Linked DNA regions of Mus musculus: all the other regions are linked to region 2. A link is a loop called in an ENCODE intact Hi-C map of the cell type or tissue named here. Cell type or tissue: left cerebral cortex. All regions are shown on one strand.

What was found. A loop is a pair of places that touch in the nucleus more often than their neighbours do. Peaks named below come from ENCODE experiments on the same cell type or tissue, not always from the same donor. Only the 100,000 strongest peaks of a DNase experiment are listed, where the experiment ranks them.
Region 1: a loop joins it to region 2, with 2.4 times the contacts of the local background. A loop is called at or near these places in 5 of 42 quality-filtered maps.
Region 3: it touches region 2 in a loop (10-fold over the local background); 41 of 42 quality-filtered maps call a loop at or near these places.

Annotation. Positions count from the first base shown.
Region 1 is chr12:39,720,497-39,728,496 of GRCm38, reverse strand. No RefSeq gene overlaps it. Among named protein-coding and RNA genes, the nearest start is that of Gm24434, 100 kb to the right of the region's middle. In left cerebral cortex, no CTCF peak of the experiment used is centred here; a DNase peak (open chromatin) is centred at 4,084.
Region 2 is chr12:40,036,552-40,044,551 of GRCm38, reverse strand. It overlaps Arl4a (ADP-ribosylation factor-like 4A), which reads left to right and starts at 6,565. Exons shown (of 2, transcript NM_001039515.1): 1 at 6,565-6,714; 2 at 7,719-8,000. The coding sequence starts at 7,806. Arl4aos (ADP-ribosylation factor-like 4A, opposite strand) reads right to left here and starts at 6,475. Exons shown (of 3, transcript NR_166749.1): 1 at 6,047-6,475; 2 at 4,732-4,865; 3 at 3,254-4,447. In left cerebral cortex, CTCF peaks have their summits at 4,338 and 6,989; DNase peaks (open chromatin) are centred at 4,803, 6,429, 7,077, 7,706 and 1 more place; H3K4me3 peaks cover 2,162 bases; H3K27ac peaks cover 2,071 bases.
Region 3 is chr12:39,661,725-39,669,724 of GRCm38, reverse strand. No RefSeq gene overlaps it. Among named protein-coding and RNA genes, the nearest start is that of Gm24434, 44 kb to the right of the region's middle. In left cerebral cortex, a CTCF peak has its summit at 4,099 (motif pointing left); a DNase peak (open chromatin) is centred at 4,092.

The sequences.
Region 1 (8,000 bases), 320 kb after region 2:
TGTACCACTTTGTCTTCTGTGACTACATCTGTAATTACCCTTCCAGTGACCTTCTTCATTGTGGGTCCAATAATAGTAACTTTTTTTTTTCGTGTGAATTGGGTAGAGGACATCAGAGCATGCTGTAAAGTTATTAGCTTCCAGATGGCTTAAATGAAGTCCTTTTGCCACCTGCAGTGGAGGAGTTGGGAGTGTCTCTGCTGTCTGCTTAGGTGATTGTAAATGAACCTTCCTTGTGGTCTCTAAAGCAGGAGCCAGCCTCTACACGATGAAGCAAAGTGCTTTGTTCTTCAGTAGAGTCAGTGCCCTTCTAAACTGGTAACTCAACAGCTAGTGTCAAGCCCATTTTCTTTACTTAAAAATACATTTTTCCATATAAAAGGTTGATGTCAGTTCCCAACAGATGATTTAGAACATGATCTATCAATCATTTTCATATATAATATATCAACCTGTATTTGTCTTGACAAGATACAAAGAACTTGGGTTTAAAAAGTGTATTTAATTATAATGCTTGATCATGTGTATTTCTGTCTCTGTCTGGAAAGCTTTGCCTGTGGCAAGGGAAAGCCTGAGTTTAAATGGCTCATTACACTAAGAATGTTCCCTGCTTTTCAGTCACGTGCCTCCTGTCCACTGAACTTCAGACAGAGCAAGGCATTGACCTCATAGACTCTCTATACAATTTCTGCCACCTATAGTTTGGATGATCTGGAGAAAATAGAAAATTATCTTAATGTATGTTTCAAAGATGAGATAGAAATGTCAACAAGCAAGCACACGGAGAGATGCTCAATGCCATTTCTTCCAGTGAATGCAGATAAAACGCAAAATGGTAAACTGTTTTGCATCAATTAAGGTAGGTATCTTGAAAAATATAGGACAACAAGTTTTGGAAAAATTACAACCCTTGAGTGTTGCTGGTGGGAATTTAAAGTGGTTTCGCTGCTATGAGAAATTATTTTCCTCAAAAGATTAAACGTAAAATTATGTGATTCAGCAATTTTATTTCTAGTTGTATACATGAAAGCACTTGCAATGGTTTTCAAGTTAATCATTAATTGTACACTAATATTCAGAGTAGTAATAGTCACAATAGCTGAAAGATGAAAACAACTCAAATGTACATCTGCCAGTGAATAAATGTGCTATGTAGATGAATATATCAAAATATTATTTTGTCCAATAAAGGGATGAAATTGTAATATGTGATCTCACATATGGCTCTTGAAAACTTCATGCAAAGGAACAATAAAAGAAGACATAAGAAGATTAAGAAGATAAATGTGTAATTCCATTCACATGAGTCTTCCAGAATAAAAGAATACACACACACACACACACACACACACACACACACACACACACACACACACACAAACACACACACACACACACACACACACACACACACACAAATAAAATAAAATAAAATAAAATAGAATAAAATAAAATAAAATAGCATTCTAGCAGCTAGAGTAACTGTTATAAGGAATAACTGTTTATAAGTTCAGAGTTTCTGTTTAGAATGAGAGTGAGTTCTGGAAACTGGTATTTGTACCACATTGTGAATGCCCTAAAGTTGTGAGCTTGACCACTTGAAGGTAGCTAAAATGGTTCAATTTTCTGTTATCTATATTTTATCCTAATTTTTAAAAATTCAGGTATATATACTTGCAATCAACACTTGGTTTGCAGAGATAGAGGAAATGTCCTTGAGTGTAAGTCTGATGTGGTCTAACTAGTGAATGATAAGGCTGCATGGAAAGACCCTGTCTCAAAACATAAAATAAATCAGTTTAGATATCAGTAAAATTATAACATTCCATCACATGTTTGACACTTAAATTTAATAAAGAAAAATAATCATCAACTTTAGGAAGTTGTTGATAGAGGGTACTAACTGACATCAGTTGCCCATATATTGGGAGTCAGTGGCTTGGTTTTTCTTTGACAAATTATTACTCTAATATGACTTTTATTTCTTTGTAACCTGTCACATTTTCAGCTGTATTACTCATAGGCTGCTACTTACCCACAGACTCAGCATTTAAGGATGGACATGAGCTATGGACATGGAATGCTGGCCAGCAATGTCTTTTTACTTTAGAGAGGAAGGAAGTCATTAAAGCAACCACAGGTCATGTTGAGACTCAAGTGAAAAGTTATCAAGAACATGGCAACATCAGAAGTAAAAGGAAAGAGAAAAGTCAGTGTGTGTGTGTGTGTGTGTGAGAGAGAGAGAGAGAGAGAGAGAGAGAGAGAGAGAGAGAGAGAGCCATTCCACCCAAGATTTCACATGGTTGATGGTTCCTTCTCCCCCATAAGCATGGTGAATACTCTTCTCTTCCCCTGGGTCTGCTAGCCTACCTGCGTGAAAACTGGAAGTCTCGCCTATTCCACCCAGCTCATTGGCTGCTAGTATTTTTATTGATCAATGGAACAGGACTTTCAGTGTTGACACTCAGATTCCCAATCAAACTATCAGAACTACCCCCCTACATGTGGCAAATGTAGTCAATATTCCTTTCAATCATGAAGAATTTTGAGATGTGAGATGAAAAGGGATTTTTTACCTACTATGACTTGGTTCAGATGCAATGAAGCTGAAACATTAAGGAACTGACCATGAAGCCATTCAGACATAGAAAACTGCCACAAAGAAAATCATTTCAGAGAGGAGATCAAGTATGAAATTATTAATATAGATATAGTTAAGGTAAAATGACATTTCTATCTTAATATAATGATTTGCCATTAGTTTACATTGACTTTATAGCAAGAGATGACATTACATTATATAATCTTGTTAGACAAAGTAGAGAGAAAAACCAATTGAATCATGAAAAGGTTATCTTAAATACTTTGACTTCAATATAGAAAGCAAAGAAATAAACCAAAACAATATAAAAACGACACAAAACATTTCAATTTATCTTTCTGGTATTTTCATACCATAAAAAGAGTTTTATATCTTTTAAATAATGAAAAGAAATCTAACTTATTCAACCCACTTCATTGTGATCAAAGCACTGGGATGTAGGGCACAAGGACGGTGCCATCAGAAGGGCATTAGAACTGGTAAAGTGAATCATCCTTAAACCACGGAAATCTCAGATATATGAGACAGGAGAAGTGGAGCTGTTCCCTTCCTGCCTCTATTGCCTGCTCTGGAATGCTTACCCAAGACCCTCAGCTGAAGTGACCACAGGCACTCTGTTGTAGCACAGAACCTGGAATGTGGCTCTTCATGCTAACGGAGCTTCTCAATAGCCTTCAGCTAATGACCTTCCTTCCTGGATATTTCTACATCCTTTCCCACAATTTTATAACCCCTGGTTCACCCCCAAATAAAGCATATGCATCTACGTGCAACTCAATAAAGAAATATGAACAAGCTAAGATCATCATCTCAGAGAGCTGCTTCATCAAAGATCATCATGGGAAAGGCCTTCCCATATCCGAGCTGAGACACTTCTTTATGAAGGCCTTCTCTCTTCTCTCACCCCTCTGGCATTTGGTAGTCTTCCAACTAGACAGAATCCTGCAGGCTCTGGACTCCACTTTACCTTTACAGCCTGGTGTGCAGCAGTGTCTGAGTCCTGAATGGAAACTTAGACTTTGGACTCACCCTCCAGGACTTTGTCCAGCCCTCCCTGAGCTGGTATCAGCAGCTTCTAGATACTGCTAGCAGAGAGGCAGAACACTGGACCACACTGCAAAGTTTATCTACATACTACATGGTGAAAAAAGGAAGGAGAGTCACTCATCATGTCTCTTACTCCATCACTTTCTATCCTCCTTGACCAGAAATCTTCACTTTCATTCTCTGCACTGATTTTGATAGAACCTTCCAAAAGTAGTCATACGAGACTTTGTGACAAGGACCTTGCACGTGCCAGCAAGGCTCCACCACTGAGTAGGCACTGAACTCTCTTCTTTGTTGTTACTGTGCATCCCTTTTCTTGCTGGTTGGGATTTTGCATTATGGGATTTTTGTATGTTTGCTGGGGTTGTTGTGGTTGCTGTCACCGTTTGTGGGTGTCACCATGTTAGCTCTGATGTTATGTTTCCTGGCACTTTCTCTTGGGAAAGTTAAAATTAGGCTCAATATGATCCAAGTGCAGAACACTTGCTTTCAAAGAACTGAGTCATACAAGGAAGGTTTTGTTTTGGTTTGGTTTTTTGCCATCTCATAATGGCTGGACCTATGAGCAGCCTGTGAATCATTTGGTGTTCAAATTTTCTATTTCTTGAATTACCATACGTCTAATAATAAACACTCCTTAATTATTTTAACATGTTTTTCCTTAATCTTAAAATATTCACAATAACCACTATTTTTGGTAGTTTTTATTAAATTCAAAATTCAAGTGTGACCTTCAATGGTCTGCTTTTGACAATTTGATACAACCTAGAGTCATCTCTAAACAAGGAATTCAATTGATAAAAATGCGTCTATTCGATGGACCTAAAGACAACTCTGTGGAGGCATTTTCTAAGTAGTGAATGGTCTAAGTGGTCCCAGTTAACTGGGAGTGGGAGTGGTGTCCCCTCTGGATAGGTGTTCCTGGCTTGTATGACAAAATCTGTTGAAGGAACACTAAAAGCAAGCCGGAATGCACCATTTCTCCATGGCCTCTGCTACAGTTCTTGCCTTGAATTCTTGCTTCTACTTCCCTTCATGATGTGCTATGGTTTAGACATGTAAGCTGAATAAATTTTTCCCTCATCAAGTTGTCTTTTCACAGCATTAGAGAGCAAATTAGGACATGAGCTAGGTCAAAATCAATCTCTGTTATCTGATTTCACCTCGTTTACTTCTCAAACAAGAGTTTTTTCAACATTCACTGGTTTTGCTGAAATCTAAACACTTTCATGTGATACATAGTAAAGACTTTGAATTTTGATTTATTATGTATTTTTCTATATTGATTGTAACCTGCTGTTATTTGACCAATGAAATTGGCCTGGTCGTGGATTCAGATACTGATGTCATTTTACTAAATGATGTCTAACTTTCTAGCTGTCACCCCATTGTCCACACAGCTTAGTGACAGATGAATAATGTAACTGGACACACAGAAGAACACAGTCAAACATCAAGTACTTTTAAATTCTATCTCAACTATTACATTTTGCAATATCTAGGTTATCTGTGAAAGTACTTGTAGTTTTCCAGTGGCTCTGGATTATGTACCTACCTATTTTCCCCCCCTATGGCTCTCTCATGCATAGAGTCTCACTGATAAATTCTGAATCATATATTGTTTACTCAAGTTGAGACTGTCACCCCATGGACAGCAGATCAACCATTTCACTAATGGGGTTGTTACTTGTTATTATTAGTTAAAAGATTGATAAGAATTTGGTTTTACTTCCTGTCCCATCAGGCTCTGTCTTCTGCTAAGGATGCTGTTTGTTTTCCCAGCCAGACCAGCTTAAGTAAAACCAGAAAGACAATGGAGTTGGAGGCAGGGTATCAGGGAGGCAAGGCTTGACCACAGACTCCTGCTGTTACTGCAACTTCTAGCAATCACCTTGTCCTAACCTCATGATAACACACACTGGTTTGGTCAAACCGTAGAAACTTGAAGGCAACATAATGGGTATTTTCTATCTCAATTTGGAGTGTTGGGGGGTAGTGTTTCTAAACATGAGTAGATTTGCTGGTTCATTCTTTTACTCTGGGAAACATTGGATTCTGAAACAGTTTTAGGTTTATGGAGGTGTTGCCAAGCTAACACAGAGTTTCTGTGTCTTCCTTACTTTCCTTCTTTTGAAGCCAACATTTTATACACTGGCAAAATTAAGAAATTAGACTTTGCATAATCTTTGGGCTTTATTTGAATTTTCCTTTGTCCAGGACTGAGTCCAGGATCTTAAACATTGCAATTTGTTGTCCTGTGTCCTTAATTTACAAATGTGATAGCACTTCAGTTATAAAAGTTCTTGGTGCTTTGGTAAAGTTTGCTTAGTTTCATGAACTATCCCTTAATTTTGGTTTTCTCGTGAGTTGGTGATGATGTGGAATCTTGGGAGTATACCAGAGAGGCAGAGAACCTTTCTGACACCAGTGGAGAATATAATGTTAAAGGGCTTCTCAATGCTGGTGTTTACTATGTCAGTTTTGGTGGTAGTCAGCATCGTACAGGTTTCACTGATACAGGCTTTCCATCTTCTCCCTTTCCAGGCTTGGTCTGTTAAGAAGGAGTCACCACCTCATAAAATTGCAAAGCTTCTGTAAGGCAAAGGATACTGTCAATAAGACAGAAAAGCAACCAACAGATTGGAAAAAGATCTTTACCAATCCTACATCTGATAGAGGGCTAATATCCAAGATATATATATATATATATATATATATATATATATATATATATATATATATATATATATATATATATATATATAAAGAACTCAAGAAGTTAGACACCAGAGAACCAAATAACTCTATTAAAAATGGGGAACAGAGTGAAACAGAGAATTCTCAGCTGAGGAAACTCAAATGGCCAAGAAACACCTAAAGAAATGTTCAACATCCTTAGTCATCAGGGAAATGTAAGCGAAAAGTCCCTGAGATTCCATCTCATACCAGTCAGAATGGCTAAGATCAAAAACTCAGGTGACAGCAGATGCTGGTGAGGATGTGGAGAAAGAGGAACACTCCTTCATTGCTGATGGGATAGCAAGCTGGTACAACCACACTAGAAATCAGTTTGGCAGTTCCATAGAAAATTAGACATAGTACTACCTGAGGACCCAGCTATACCATTCCTGGACATATACCCAGAAGATGCTCCTACTTGTAATAAGGACACATGCTCCACTATGTTCATAGCAGCCTTATTTATAAAAGCCAGAAGCTGGAAACAACCCACATGCCCCCCAACAGAGGAATGGATACAGAAAATGTGGTACATTTACACAATGGAGTACTACTCAGCTATTATAAACAATGACTTCATGAAATTCGGAGGCAAATGGATGGAATTTGAAAATATTATCCTGCATGGGATAATCCAGTTATGAAAGAACACACACGGTATGCACTCATTGATAAGTGGATATTAGTGTAGAAGTTCGGAATACCCAAGATACAATTCACAGACCATCAGAGGCTCAAGAGAAAGGAAGTCCAGAGTGTGGATGCTTCAGTGCTTCTTAGAAGGGGTAACAGAATACTCACAGGAGGAAATATTGAGACAAAGTATGAAGCAGAGACTGAAGGAAAGGCCATCCTATATATCCATCCCATATACAGTCATCAAACCTGGACACTATTGCGGATGCTGAAGTGGTTGCTGATGGGAGCCTAATATGGCTGTCTCTTAAAAGGCTCTGCCAGAGCCTGTCAAATACAGAGGTGAATGCTCACAGCCAACCACTGGACTGAGCACAGGGTCCCTGATGGAGGAGTTGGAGAAGGGACTGAAGGAGTGAGCACCAGAGTCAACTGGTCAGACGCCCTGGAGCTTGTGGGGACTGGACTATGAAGCAAAGTGTACACATGGAGGGACCCATGGCTCAGGTTGCATACGTGGCAGAGGGTAGCCTTGTTGGACATCAGTGGGAGGAGTGGCCCTTGGGCCTGAGGGGGTTCGATGCCCCAGTGTAAGGGAATGCCAGGGCTGGAAGGCAGGAGTGGGTGAATGGGTGGAGGAGTACCCTCATAGAGGCACGGAGAGGGAGGATGGGATAGGGGGTTTTAGGAGGGGAGACCAGGAAAGGGGATAACATTTAAAATGTAAATAAAAAAAATATCCAATAAAAGGAAAAAAAAAACCATAAAAAATGAGTCACCAAATTCATCTCACTTTAATTCATCTCACACTTTTCCTGGAAGAAGGCGATACCTTACAACTGACAGCAATTACAAACAATTCACAGGAGACAAACTAGTTTTCTGCCCATTAAGTTTTGTTCACCAGTATTGCATTTGCCCTTGGATCATAGTTATGGAAACTGTTACTGTAGTGTTTAAGTGGTGATTTTAAAAA
Region 2 (8,000 bases):
AACTTACTTCTAATATGCAATGTAGCCTGTACTGAAGATTTCTATCTCAGTAGGATTCCCTAGCTCTTTCATGGTATTCTCTTGTTTGGATGAGACTGGCTACTGTCCTTAGTAAACACTCAGCAGACCAGGCCTGAGCTGCTGGCTCCGTCCTTTGTAATGCTTAATTAGTTACTGAATAGGTAACTTCATTACTGCATTCCTAGCGGATTCCAAGCTCATCGGCTTCTGGAACATTGGAACACTGGTGGGAGGCTTAGCTATGTCAGAATTCAACCTTAAAAGACACTTATAATAAAATAATACTAAAAGAGAGCACGTGGATTCATATACTAGACTAACTCGGGGATAGGGTGTGAGTATATGGGTTAATGAGAACGTCAAAACTCCAAGAGGTGAGTTCCTTTTGAAATCTATGCCTCATAAGTGCTCCCAGGCTTCTCAGCCTGTCAAGCAGACTTCACTGGAGCATGCGTGGCAAAGGCTCAAATGTTTAATAAAAGTCTGCGCTTATAAAGGGGGAAACCCATTCCCTGCCATGCCAAGTTTCTGGCTGTCATGATGCCAAGTTGTCAGGACAGCCTTTTAGCAGTAAGTTGCCAAATTCACAGGTTGCAGTTAACTCAAGAAAATCTAGGAAAAACAGTTTGGCCTCATGGCAGGTGGTAGGCATCAAAGGAAACTAGCTGAGTCTGAGGAGCTGCACTGAAGGTGGCCCCACCTCAGGGGTATAAGGTCTGAACCAGCCTGCCTAGGCTGGAGGAGGTTACATTTTCCTCCCTGTTATTAATATTTTTTTAAAAAGCTGGACTAAGGCATAAAATTTATTTATGCTCTATAGTCCTGCCTGGGAGTTATGGTGGCTGGCGGCCGCGCCTGTCTTAGGAAATCTTAGATCTTCCCAAACCATGCAATTCCATCTTGGAGGCTACGTGCAGCTAGTTTGTGTTATATTAGACACAAAACTTGGCTCTGTGGTGTGTTATCAACAGCCACAGCATGTACCTCTGTCTTAGACTGGTATGGTTCCGAGATCTGAGTGCCCGTCATTGACTGTCCAGCCCTCATTAGCACACCTTATTCCCAACTCAGACCAAAGCCACACTATGTACTAGAATGCTTCTTGATGAAGATTAATAACTGCCACCTGCGCTGTTGGAGGTGAGGCTGTACACCTGCTGCAGTCAGGTTGAAGGGCATTGACCGACCTGCTTGAAAGACAAAGTCAAGACCGTGAAAAGTAACAGTATGAAAGCTTCTTTGGTACTTTGGAAGTCCAGGTACTCCATTCAATAGCAATTTAGCAATGATCAAGCTTAGACTTAGAGCTCCCGGTGTGGGGGAGGTGGCTGCAGCTTCTATGGGAGTGGAGGCTGTGCTCCAAATTAACTTTGCTAGGTAATTAAGATTTTAGCTGTCTTCTCTAGGAATCTCTAATACTGGAATTATTACTAGACCAGTCCAAGATTGAGTTAGAATAACTGGTCACAATGAGGGAAGGAGAAGAATCACTATAATTCTTTCTTGTGACTAATCTTTCTAAGTCAGATTACAGGGTCTCTACTGTTCTAGGTTCTATAAGGTTTAAAAAGCTTGAAGCAAGGCAGCTTAGCTTGTCCAAACTGGGAAAATGTCAAACAAAGGTGGGTCAAAAACATATACCCAATTCAGCTTTCTTGTCACTACAGTCAGGGCACTCAGTGAACTCACCTGTCTGCTTGTCACATGAATTAGCCGTCATGCTTCTGCAGTGTTCTGTGAAGAGAATCTATGCTTTTCCCTTTCCCAACAAGGGAAGAGAAGAGATCAGATCAGGATCAAGATTTTATGCCAATAAGTAGACCCTTTTCATCTCACCTAGACATGATTATGTCTGGTTTTTAAGATACTATGAGGCATTTATTAAGTTCTTTGACATCCAATTTTCAAAATTCTTAAAATAAAAGTATGATTTAAATTATGTGCACGGGGACATATTAAATAATGTGCACAGGGATATAAATAATTCACAATAAATAAAGGACCACACAAATAACGAAATATTAGTTTCTCCTAATTAGATTCATATAGCAGAAGAATCTTTTTGTCTATTTGTGAAAAAGGCAAATTTTAAAATGTAAAAGCATTAGGACTCATTAAGGGGTGGTTTCAGATTTATCAGCCCACTCTTTAAAGAATCCTGGGGTGGTTTTGATCCTTGCAGAGTGGTCTCTGTTTAAACACACACACAAAACATTAAACTGTCAAACACAAGTAATAATCTAAAGTGAAAGGTATTAGAGTGAATACCAAGAGAGGCGAAGAAGGCTCTTCTCAAACAAGGTAATGCATTCCCAAGCTGACACACTGGCATTCTTTCAAAGCATTTTGGCATATCTGTGCAATATTTACACAGGAAGGGCAGAAAGACCCAGCAGCTCACTCTCAGGAGGGGTCAACCTCCTTTCTCTTGACTCCAATGGAGAATGCTTAGCTTAGTCAGATGGAAATCCTCTTATCTGTGTCTTGAAGAGCCATTTATAGACCTACTGCACTGAGTCAAGCACAAGCCTTAGTGTGTGCGTGTAGCTGTCTTGTGTAGCTGCTCTGGAACTCACCCTGTAGACCAGGCTGGCCTCAAACTCATAGATCCACCTGCCTCTGCTACCTGAGTGCTGAGATTAAAGTGGCATGTGCTACTACCACCACCCAGCTTAAAATAGGTAATTTATAAACACAAGAGTTTCAAGTACTTCATAGCCTTGGAAGTTCAAGAGTATGGTGCAGATGTCGTCAGCTGTGGTGGAGGGCTTCAGGGCAGAGGTCTTCAGAAAAGGGGAAACATGGAGAAAGAGAAAGTAAGAGATAGAGGACAAACCAAGCTCATCCTTCTTTCTAATAGCCCACTCTAGTGATTAGCTATTTGATGCCAACATGGTCCTGTCTGAGGGCAGTACCATCATGATCTAATTACCTTCATTAGGTAAATCTCTTATGGTTTTCATCGTCTCCACACCAACACACTGAAGACTAAGCATTGAGTACACAGCACAAGCAAGTCCAGAGCATATTCACTTACATATAATTGCATATCTGTATTTTTCTATATATTATTGTGCTACAATAAAGTAAAATAAGAAATTAAATACACATTAATACTGTGACTCATATTTCTCTGCAAAACTGTGTAGGGCAAAAAAAAAATTAGGACTACATTGAGAAAGGTCACCTTTCTTTCCTTTTCTCTTTCTGTCTGTCTTTCTTTTCTTTCTTCTTCAATATTTATTTTTTTATTTTATGTATGTGAGTACAATGTAGCTGTACAGATGGTTGTGAGCCTTCATATGGTTGTTGGGAATGAAATTTTTAGGACCTCTGCTCACTCTGATTGGCCCAGCTTGCTCCAGTCAACTCTGCTTTCTCAGTCCCTGCTCACTCTGATCCAAAGATGTATTTATTATACATAAGTACACTGTAGTTGAATTCAGACCCACCAGAAGAGGATGTCAGATCTCATTATGGGTGGTTGTGAGCCACCATGTGGTTGCTGGGAATTGAACTCAGGGCCTTTGAAAGAGCAGTTAGTGTTCTTAACTGCTGAGCCATCTCTCCAGCCCTCACCTTTCTTAATATAATAGAGATCAGAGACTAGTCAACATTGACAGAGCATGACTTGAACCATGGTAGTTTGGCTCCAATGTGTAGTGTGCCAATTCCAGTGAATTGAAACACTTCAGCCTGTTAATAAAAACCTTTTTACTGAGATCTGCACCAGAATTTGGAGCAGGTTTCCTGGAGAGAAAATATAGAACAAGATTCAGAGAAACTGAAGGGTGAGAGTCTTCTTGCATTATGATCTTTTTAACCTACCAGTATCCAGCAGGCACACTGACCTTCTCCTTAGCTCTGTCAGAACGAGAGGGGAAATCTTGGGGTACATTGAGAAATTTTGAGAACAACAGCAATGGACCCTCACGCTTTCTGTCTTAGAGGGAGAACAAACATCAGAACTGTTCTGATATTGGAGATGTGGTTAAAAATGGAAACAGTGTCAGTTCACCAGCATAGTTATTGGAAAGGAAAACTTATACATTTTAAAAATAGTTGCTCAAGATGGCTTGTCATTAGTTAATCAGAACACCTTCTTAAATATGATCATCAATCCCTGCTTCCTCTTTTGATGGTTCTGACAGGAGAGGTCTTGAGCTGAGTCTGGAGAACTGAAACTAAAAAGTGAAAGTTGTCAGGCCCTAGTGTCTGCCTAACCTTGTCAGTGTCTCAGGAGAGTTTCAAACTTGCCCATATTTAGGTAGATGCAAACTTAACAGCTGTAGTTTCAAACACATTACAACAGATGGCAGTGCTGCCCTCAAAAAATAAAATCTCCCACAGACCCTCCAGATGTTCTCCAGGACACCTCAGGATGCAGCAGTGCAGGTCTTCAACTGCAGCACAAAGGTAACTCCTTCTGGAACAAAGAGCACCTAAGTAAAACACCTACATGGGCTCCGTGCAGCAAAATGAAGAGTGGGATTCAGAAATTTTGTGGCTTTTTAATCATTTGCTGCTGTTTTTATATGGATATTATTGCTTATAGATAAAGCATACAAAACACTTTTCTGTATAGCAGTAGATGCCAAATAATTGAAGCTTTTTAGGGGCACAGATGGTCTGTCTATATTAAATAGTCTTTCTTTCCGTTGGAGTTCTTAAAGACACGTGAAAAATACTTATCTCTCAAATTGAACTCACAGGCTGCAGGCTGCTAGTGGCCGTTCTAGTCAAAAGCTCAGAGTAACACACTGAAGTGCAGCTCAGCAAGATGTTTTCTGCAAGGCTGGATGGAGTCTCACTGTTGTCAGATCTCACCTGCTTTGTGTCTATGACTGCAAAAATGGAACCGAGCATGAAATACCTGTAGGATCTTGATCTCAAAAATACTATAAATGGTGCAGTTTTACCTTAAATTATTTAAGGAGATTTGCAAGCAATTCAAGCTTAATAAAGAATCTCTGTTAAAATTCCCAAGGAGAGCAGTTCTTGAACAAAAGCTTTTCTCCCTTTTTATGTTAATAACTGTAACTGGCTAATGAGAGCCCATACTTAGTTACAATCTTTAGTTCAGATTACATTCAATAACTTTATAGAATATGCCATTTGAGATTTTTCTTCCTAAATTAATGATGCTGTCTTAAAGCTAGGCACTGTGCTTATTATTCCTTAGATTTTTATATCAGCTATTAAAAACAATGGAAATAAGGTGAGCAGTGGTGAGGGTGGTGCATGCCTTTAATCCCAGCACTTGGGAGGCAGAGGCAGGCAAATTTCTGAGTTTGATTCCAGCCTGGTCCAGGGCTACATAGAGAAACCCTATCTTGAAAACCAAAACCAAAAATCAAACAAACAAAACCAAAAACCAAACCAAAACAAAACAAAAAACCCCAAACCCAAACAAACAAGCCCCGAAAACCAAAACAACAAAACAACAGAAAAACTAAACCACAAAGAAACAAAAACAACAGAAAGAAGCCCAATCCTTTCTACTATTCATAAAATAAATACTACTGGCTATGGTAATTTTAAGATCAGGAAATTTCTTAGGAAAGTTACAATCTATCTATCTATCTATCTATCTATCTATCTATCTATCTATCTATCTATGTATCTATTGAGTCACGGTTTACTACGTAGCCTTGGCTGGCCTGCAACTCTCTATGTAGACCAGGCTGGCCCTGAAGCATCCAGATCTGCCTGCCTCTGCCTCTCAAGTGCTTGGCCAGAATCTAGTTTAAAATACACTTTTAAATTGCACTATTATTATAGCCTTCCAGATAAAAATTTCTTGTAGGTTCTACCAAGCTTTAAAATGCCCTTTGTTTGTTTTTCTAAACATCTTTAAAAGATTGCTGGTCACGTTTTATAATTGGTTCATGACCAATTTGGTTCATTCTGTTTTTACAAAGACTGGAATATTCACAAAAACGACAGTTTGCCTCCTAAGGCCAAACATAGTGGTACACAATTACACTATGGAGCCCAATGTGCTTTACCACTAGTCATAAGTTACCAGCTGCAGCTTCATCACCCGTTCTTCTTGGGCTACTGGAAATATTTAGCGTTTCCAAAGTGCGTTTCTTCCTCCTTAATAGGGGCATTGGTTCCTGTTCCAACTTGTGGGGCGTAGACTCACTTAGGAGGTAGCGCTTGGCTTACAAAAGGTAGGCTACCATCCTAGCCAGCACATGCTAGGGAGGGCGGCAGCGCAGACTCCCCCAGGCTGCCTTGTGACGTGACGTAAGGGACCCACCCGGCCAGTGTCCTCCAACATCAAGGACCCTGAATCAACACCGCGGTCGCCCAGAGGCCGCCCTAGGGTGACAGGAAGAGGGGCGGTACCGGCGACGCCCTCCCGCACCCAGCCTGGGGCGGCAGAAAGACCGAGAACCCGCGGCCGAAGCCCCGCCCGTCTGCGCCGGCGGCGGGCGCCGAAAGGGTTGGAACGTGACCTTGTTTGGGCGTTGCTAGGAGACGCGGCCAGCACGCGCGCGCGCGACCCCCGCGGGCAGGCGCGGCGCGAGGGGCGGAGCCGCGGCCCGGAGCGAGGCTGGCGAGCACCGTTAGCCCGGCTGGCGCGCGGCGTCGGCCCGGCCGCCGTCAGGCCTCGCCGCTGCCCGGGGACAGACTCCCCGGCGGCTGACAGCCGCGGAGGCGGGACGACGGAGGACCGTCAGCCAGGTGAGTGGCGCGGGGTCATGTTGGAGAAGAGGCCTGCGGCGGGGCGGAGGCAGTATTGCCGGAGGCGTTCGGTGTGTAGAGGGGCTGGCGCGGCCCAGCGAGCCTGGGCGCACGGCGAGCTGAGGCGCGGTGGGCCGCTCCCGCCGCGTAGGGCCGCGTCACCGTGGCCCATGCTGCAGGTGCGCGAGGCGGCCGAGCGACCGGACCTGCAGCAGGGGCTCGGCGTCCTTTGCGATGCCTGCTCGTTTCCCACTCAGGGCAACAGGTGGTGCCGGAGGGCCGAGAGCGAGCCCTGGCGCTGCCGCCCTGGGAGTGGCAGGCACCCTTGCCAATTAGGGCGCCGGGGCGGGAGTGGCAGGGCGGCCCTGACGCGCTGACCAATGGGATCGCGGGGCCTGGGTGGGCCGTGAGGGTGGGCGTGGCCAGAGGCCGAGTCTGGGCTTCCCTGTGGGGCGTCCGCCAGAGCGGCGCGGAGGTCTCGGTTGAGAGGAGCTGTGGCGTGTTCCTCGCGGGGAGAGAGAGAGAGACACATCAGCCAATGTCCCTCCATTGGAATCCCGACTCCAGCCCGGGAGGTGAGAGCTTTGGTAGCGGGGACGGAGCCAGGAAAGTGAGCCTGGGTGCCGGGTGAGACGTGCCTGGTTAGATCTCCCAGATAGGGCTGCTTTTTTTGAGTTTTCTGCTAAGAAAAGGCACTTTAGTGGTGGATACGGTGACCGGCACCAGATAGTGGCGCCTGGGTTGTCTTCAGAATGAGCTTTTGAGGTTCGGGGATCGTAGAGAATAGAGAAAAGTACACGTTACTGCAGTTAGAGTGGATCGAAGAAAGCCTTTGGGTGACAGTTAGGCATCGTTTGTTTTGGATTGAATACATCTACTACCTCATCTGGTGTGTTTACTCACAGCAAGTTTTATTAAGTCCCTCATGTGCTTATTTTTGGCGAAAGTAGAGAAACCCCATTTTTAATGTGCTCACAGTAATAACTTACTCATTTCCTCCCCAGCAATCGCGTAGCCCGATCACCCAGGAAGAGAAATTGTAAGCAGATAAGAAGAACGCGTTCAGTTTGAGACACCATTTGCAGCTGGAAATGGGGAATGGACTGTCAGACCAGACTTCCATCCTGTCCAGCCTGCCGTCCTTTCAGTCCTTTCACATTGTTATTCTGGGTTTGGACTGTGCTGGAAAGACAACAGTTTTATACAGGCTGCAGTTCAACGAATTTGTAAATACCGTACCTACCAAAGGATTTAACACTGAGAAAATTAAGGTAACCTTGGGCAAT
Region 3 (8,000 bases), 370 kb after region 2:
CTCTGGTCCTTCCTTCCCTGCTCTCTGCTTATCCCCTTCTGCCCCCAGTATTCCACTTTCAGATCTCCTGTTCTCTATTATCCTTATGAAACTCTCTCATTAAACCCCCCTTTCGCTTTTCAGGTCTAAGTCCATGACCTCTACTCCCATTACCACATAACTACATGTTTATAAACTAAGGAATGAGACTCCTCGTCTCTACTATTTTTACATTTATAGTTACAAGAAGTACCACCCTAACCTTTGCTTTGTGTGTGGTGTCTGGTTTGGACTCAGGATACCATTGTAAATGAGCTTGGATGTTCTCTTCCTGTGCTAGACATCTAACTGCACATTTTTGTATATTGATTTTTGCTTGTCTTTGGATTTTTTCCTAAGGACATTGAATTTAAGAATTAACTATTATTTTATATGTAACATAAATTTTATGCTCATTTATCTTAGTCGTTTCCAGAAAGCCTTTCTCTAGTCACTCATTTATTTCTCTTTTATGTTTTTATCTTATTCCTCATAAAAATGACTCATCTCAGAGATTACTTTCTGATATAAGTAGGGGCAGAGCTGACTTGTAATATAGTTTGTTCTTAATAAGAAACATTTGAGTTATTTTTCCTCTACTATAACATTTTTCTACACAAAAATACGAACTCTTATCTCCATAAGGGTGATTAAAACATATTGCATAAAAAGTGTTTATCATTTGAATTCGTTCATTCATTCATTCAGGATAGAAGACTATTTTCTGAGAAATATCAGGTACCAGGAACTGTTCTCCCCCACTGAATACTTTATAAACAACAAATTCAAATGTTATTTGATGAAGCGCCATTCTAATGTGAAGAAGAGAATGTGAACATAAAAACTTAGTAAAATTTAGTAAGGTGTTGTTAGGTAGTGAAGAGAAAAATAAGTTGGTGAGAGAGTGAAATAGAGAGAATTGGTGGTTACTGAGGGCTTGGGAGGTACATGGCTGAACAGCTCAGTGAAAGTCGGGTACAGAAAGTTTTGAAGTGTTCTGCTTCCAGTCTTTATCTTGAAGTATGTAGTTTGCTTTTTGCATTCCTGTACATGGAATAAATAAAGTATATTGTGTTTCTACCTAAATGAGAAAAATAATTACCGCAATCTCAATGACTCTTCTAAACGAATGCGATCGAAACTATTGTTGTGTATTTATTTCTGAAAAATCACCCTAGCTGTCAATTTCTTCCCCTATTGGCTTACATTCTTAAGTTTTATATTTATTGGTTTGTATATGTTCATGTTCATGTGAGCATATATATGTGGGTATAATTACCACAGTGCTCAAGTGCAGGTCAAAAGACAACCTACCAGAGTTGGCACTCTCCTTCTACCAGGTAGGTCCTGCTCAGGTTACCAGACTTGGCAGCATGTGCTTTTACCCTTGAGCCATCTCTCTGACCCCTCCATTGGCTTTTGAATCCTTTTTATATATGCCATGTTCTGACCTTTCACCAGTCTCCAGTCCTTTGTACCCTGCTTGACCTTTCTAAAAAGGGTCTAATAAGCATCTCAAAATTAACAGGTTCAAAAGCAACTCCAGTGTCATTCCTGCCATAGACTTCATGTCTCCATCTTAGTGAACCTAAATTCTAGTATTAACCATTGTTCATAAAGAAAAATAATCATCCTGACATCACTGATTATTTCACCCTCACAAAATCAACCCCCCTTTAGTCCAACAGCACTTCCTATCCACTTTATTCAGAGCAAGAGGCTGATGGTGAATTTTCTGTCACCATGTTTAGCATCTCTCTGTGCCACTGTAGTAAGGAAGGGTCTGTGCCTTTATCCAGTGCACATTCTAAGCAAGAGTCAATTTACATAACAATCACATCTTAAGGGCTCTTCTGGGAAGGGTGAGAATACAGAGAGGCTTAAAACACTCTCGCCATATAAAGTAACCGCATATCTTCAACAAAATAAGACTTCTTAGAGAGTCAAGAATAGCAACCTAACAAGATACATTATAACAAAGAGAATATAATTATTTTTAATGGACCAGTGCTGTGTATATAAATAGCGTCAGAGATCAGAACACAGACTACACTGTTTGGGATTTTGTACTTCTAAGAATTTATTTGAAATAAACTTCATTGGGGAGCAGATGTAATGAAAGAAGACAAACATTGGAATGGAGAAAACGTACATCTATGCAACACATCCACGGATACAAGAAGGATCCAGAGAGCTAAAGCATTTGCGGAATTCAGTTGCTTGAGATTACAGGCATTAATCCCCTTCTCTTAGTCACAGCCACCACTGTAGGAGCATGGGAGATATATGCTGAAGATGTGAGAAGCAGCTGTGGAGACTTAAGCTATCAGCAGAAAAAGTGCAAAAATATAAGTCATTGAATTTTTAAATCTCAAAGAATTCCTCCTTGCAGATGATTTGCTTCTTTTGTGAAAATTAAGGTTTCATCATAATGTTCTGATACATAAAACTTACAGAAACTTCAAGACACATTCAAAATTTCCATTTAGCTCTGGTTATATTCCTGTGACAAATGCTTGCCAATATGAATCCTTAATTCTTTAACAATCACAGCACATTGCCTATACATCAAGTACCTAGATGCCATCAATAAGCTGGAATTAAGGGTATTTCAGAAGATGGAAAGTTCTGCTTTATCTCCTCCCAGGCCCCCACCCCCTGTTGCCCATTTAATAGAGAAACAGGAGCATGAGAACAGCATGTATGTGGTACATAGCACAGGCTGCGGAGAAGTGGGCACATATCAACCATGCGTTTACACTTGAAACACATCTATTGTCATACATTTTACTCGCTGAAGATTCTGCCATTGTGTAAACGTAGCAGCCCTATAGGAGGAACAACAATATGAACTTACCAGTAACCCCAAAGCTCCCAGCGACTAAATCACCAACTGAAAAGTACACATGAAGTGATCCATGGCTCCAGCCATCTATGTAGCAGAGGATAGCCTAGTCAGTCATCAATGGGAGGAGAGGCCTTTGTCCTGTGAAGGCTCCATGCCCCAGTGTAGGGGAATGCCAGGGCCAGGAAGTGGGAGTGGGTGGGTTGGTGAGCAGGGGAAGGAGGGAAGGGATAGAGGGTTTTCAGAGGGGAACCCAGGAAAGGGGACAACATTTGAAATGTAAATAAAGAAAATATCTAATAACAAAAAAGTAGCAATAGAAATCATTGATGTGCAGAGTCCAATCCCCTGTTTGCAAATTTCTACCTGAGAATGTGACCCTTGACCCGGCCACAGTATTTTAAGTATTAAAGTCTTACAATGGTGTTGGAATGAGGTTGGAAGTTATAAGATTTGTATTAAGTGCCATTCTTTGCATCTATTTCTATAATCACAACCTAATTTTATTGTTATAGATGGGAAGCAAATTTTACAGTCCTCTGTTCATGGTGAAAGATATTAGTTCCCTGAGAATCCATGGTTACACATGGTAAGTGGCAAAGGCCAACTGTTCGGCTGACACAGTTGGCTCAGAGGGATAAGAGATGGCTGAATTATCTGGGGTTGGGGAAGGATTAGAAGATCATAAATTCTTATTTACCATCTCACCTCTCAGCAGAAATTTTAAGGATTCTCTCTGATAGTTTTTACAGCCAATTGTGGAAAACTGAATAGGAGTCTAATATTAGTAAGGAAAGAGAATGATTTCCTGTTGTATTTTTAATCTACATATTACTTTCACATGCTACACATGTTGCACAAATGTCATGTATTTAGTTTTCCACTATTCTGGTAGAACAATGCATTTGGAGTTCCTTGACCATATGAGTATAATCTACGTCTATTATCTCTGGATTCTTCAATCCTATCAGAGTAATATACTTTGTCCTCTTCCTTACACCTTTATTTTAACATCTCATTTTAGTTAATAAAGCTGAGTTGCCAAATACTTTAGATATTAGAATGGGTACAATGTAAGAGATACCTTCGTACTCTGGTAATCAGCTATCTTAGGTAATGAATGTTACTCTGATAAAAGTATCTAGGAAGTGTGATTCTAGGTGATGAGAGTATGGCCGCCGGGGTGTATCAGCTAGTCTGGTTTACAGCTCTACAGCCCCAATGCTACCCTCTACTGGCATTCTTCGGTACATCCCAGGCCAGGCCAGAGACTTAGCATTCTTGTGGAGGAAAACAAAACTGGAAAAATCATTGATGTGAAATCTGACTTGTCATTCCTAGGAAAAAACATATACTCAAATATTTATACAAACTAATAGAATATGGAGTTCATTTGTCTTTAGTACAGTTTTTCCTAAAAGACTGAATTGTCCAACAGTTATGTGGGACTTTGAAAAGACAAATATAAAGAATAATCATCATTGAGACAGAATAAAGAAAACTTGGCTTACTAGGATTTTAGTTTTCTAAATTTTGGCGAGATATAATGCTTCCTAAAGTAGTGAATTTATTCTCTATAGTGCATTTATTTTCAACAGAAGGTGGAGATGTAAAAATTATGAACTTGAAGTCATTTAAAAGAGAAGGCCAGTTTTGAAACGCTTCCCAGTATGAAGGACAAGCAATTAAGTCTGTGTCTCTTAAAGTTCAACACTAAATGGAAGCCAGCTAATTCTTTTAAGACCCAGAAGAAAGGAAAGGGAGGCATTTAATCTTTGCTGTATGTTGTAGTTTCCACAGCAAGGAAGACAGTTGTTGGGAAATAGGAGGAACAAATGTCCAAGTTTGTGGCAGTGTTGATATTCTCTAAATTCTATTCCAGAGAAAGAATACTTGTCACGGGAAACACATAATTCTTGCAACGAGGTGACTCAAATCTATCATCACAGAGTCATATCAGATATGCAAACAGTATTCCACTAGAATACTGTTCAGTATCCATAAGGGGGTTTTAGGTGCGATATATTGTCTATATAAACACAGTTTCTCTGTAGGATACAATTTTATACGTTGAAATTAATATTTTATAGTCTTAGAGGGAAAGCATACATATAGAACTAAGCTTTCCTTTCTAAAGATGTCAGAATGAAATCCCCAAGAAACATAACTACTGGCTCCAGGCATCTAGGCTCCTTCCTCAACAATGATGCCATGACTAACCCAGGGGTATTTCCCAATATCTGTCTGGTAAATTACTCCTTTAGGTTTATTACTTTTTCTTAAGATCATTTTTTCCCATAGAATTACTTGATAGGTAAATATGAGAGAGGATCAAGAAAACCCTGAGAGGCCATTACGTAAGACCATGAAGCATGAATTGATGTGGAGCTTTCAAGATGTTGGAGATTCCAGAGCCATGAGATGTCTGCCCAGGAAAGATGCATACAGACAGTTGAATCAGCCTGAGAAATGTATGTATGTATGTATGTATGTATGTATGTACGTATGCATGCTACAGGAACAAGTCTGGAAGGGCAGAGCATGTAAGCCCTTTGAAACTAGAGCTCAGATACTGGACATGGTATTCCAAGGTTTTGTATTTGTGCTTTTGGTCTTTGGTCTTGCTTTGGTACAGTCTTTTCTTACTATATTCTGATTCCTCCTTTTGGAATGAGAATGTATATTCTGGAATATGTTGGAAGTATGCCATTTATTTTTTAATTTTAGAAGGGTCACAGTTAAAACATTGACTTTAGTCTCAGAAGATACTTTGGATTTTGGGACAATATTGGGACTCTTACAAACTGTAGAGACTGTTAGATTACCTAAAGCATCTGTAGAAAGACAAAAGGGAGAAAGAGAGGCTTGAGCTAACCTTAGATGACATTGTATTTATTCTCAATGAAGGAGCATCTTTGTTTTGCAGATGGCTTAAATGCCTACAGAATATGGGATGTGACCCCTTATAGGGGTGAAAATGACTTCCATAGACTGCAAGAGAACCTGGGACATGTAGTATTTCTGCAGGAAACTCAGAGGAATAAAAAAATTCAGGGCAGAATAATTATAGCTATTTTCTGTTGAAGAGGTTTTGTTTATTTTTATTTTTTTATTTTTTATTTTTATTTTTTTTGTCAGTGAGGGTGGCTCTGGGTCCATTGAAGAGGGGTTGTAGCAAGGGAGAGTCTTAACTTGACTGAATGTGATGGATCAGGGACTTGCTGTCTGGTATTCCTGAAGAGACTTAAAAAATAATCAGAGGGCTATAAGCAGATGGTTTGGTTACAGAGTAGAACTGAGAGATTTTTCTGAGAAGGTTAAGGGAGAGGGAGGAGCAGAGGTAGGAGAGACAGAGTGGGTCAGTGAAAGTGGACATAAAGTTGATTCAGGGGGGCCAGTGACTGGTCTCATTGCCCAGGCTGTTGCACAAAAAAAATCAACAGAAGTAGCAGGGAACTACAGAGCATCAAAGGAAAACATTGCAATAAATATGTCTTATTAATTACTACTCTTTTTAGAATTTTTTTTCCAGTTTGGTTTCTGCATACTTATTTGAAGTTCAGGCATCCTCTGCAAAGAGAATTTCTCATGGAGATGAGTTCTAATGTATTGGAGTGTACTGAAAAGTCTAGTTGGATGATGACCTCTGTTTACTCCTTGGATTAGTAAGTGCTAGTAGTTAGTAATTGGATTAGTAATTGCTCTCTTTTGGTCTACACAAAACTGCAATGCTGGCTGCTGCAACTTACCCAGGAGGGCAATGCTGAGTCTGAAATTATTTACAATTTCTATAAAGATATTCAATTCTTCTTTAAAAGTAAAGGGGCCTTTCTCTAAAACTTTACTATGTGTATATATTGTAATTTGGCCTAGACATAGATCATGATAATTTTTCCTTTTTTTTTTTTTTTCTACTTTCTGAAAAGTCTATCTTAGGAAATAAGGAACTAAAGCTAGTCTCCAAGATAAACCTCTGAAGTAATAATGGTGATCCACTCCATGCTGAGATGAAGTCTAAATGTCAGTTATCTGTTCATTTGTATTTCACAAAGTACATCTGACCTTCATCTTTGTGATCCTACTTCATGCTTAAAATTTGCATAAATATATGAATAAACAACAAAAAGTAGAAAAAAAAACATGAAAGAAAATTCTCAGTAACTGCTTCCTGATGGACAGACAGGTGATGAGTTCCTCATAAGAGGGCCTCCAAGGAACCTTAGGTGAAATGCCCTATAGTGGAGAGGGAATTTGTAGAGCTCACCTCCAGTAGAAAGACAGGGCATCAAGTAGAGGGATGGGGTTGCCACCCACTGTCAAAAAATTTGGCCCATAATTGTTCCTGTCTGAAAGAACTACAGGGACAAAAATGGAGAAGGGCCTGAGGAAAAGGAGGTCCAAGAACAGAGTCCAAATTAGAATCCAGCTCAAGGGGGAGGCCCCAAGGCTTGACACTATTACTGATGCTATTGTGTGTTTACAAACAGGGGCTATCACGACTGCCCTCTGAAAGAGCCAACCAGCAGCTGAAAGAGTCAGATGCAGATATTTGCACCCAACCAATGGACTGAAGCTGGTGATCCCTGTGGTTGGATTAGGGAAAAGCTGGAAGAAGCTGAGGAGGAGGGTGACACTGTAGGAAGACCACCAGTCTCAACTAACCTGAACCCCTGAGATCGCTCAGATGCTGAGCAACCAACCAGTGAGCATACACCAGCTGATATGTGGCCCCTGGAACATATACAGCAGAGAACTGCTGTGTCTAGACTCAGTCAGAGAAGATGCACCTAACCCTTGAGAGACCTGGGGCCCCAGGGAGTGGGGAGGTCTGGTGGTGTGGTTGAGGGGGATATCCTTGTGGAGACAGGAGGAGGTGTGGGGAGGAGGAGTGGGATGTGGGACAGTGAGGGTGGACCTGGAGGGGGATAAAGTCTGGACTGTAAAAAGAGATTAAAGAATAAATTTAAAAAGACGGCCTCAAAGGGGCTATGACAAAAGTGAGCAGCAGCCTCTGGAATTATACTTTGCAGAAGCTTACCACTGACGGCCCTAGGACTTACCACCTCAATTATATGCTTCATTTCTTTCTTTTTTATTGGATATTTTCTTTATTTACATTTCAAATGTTATCCCTTTT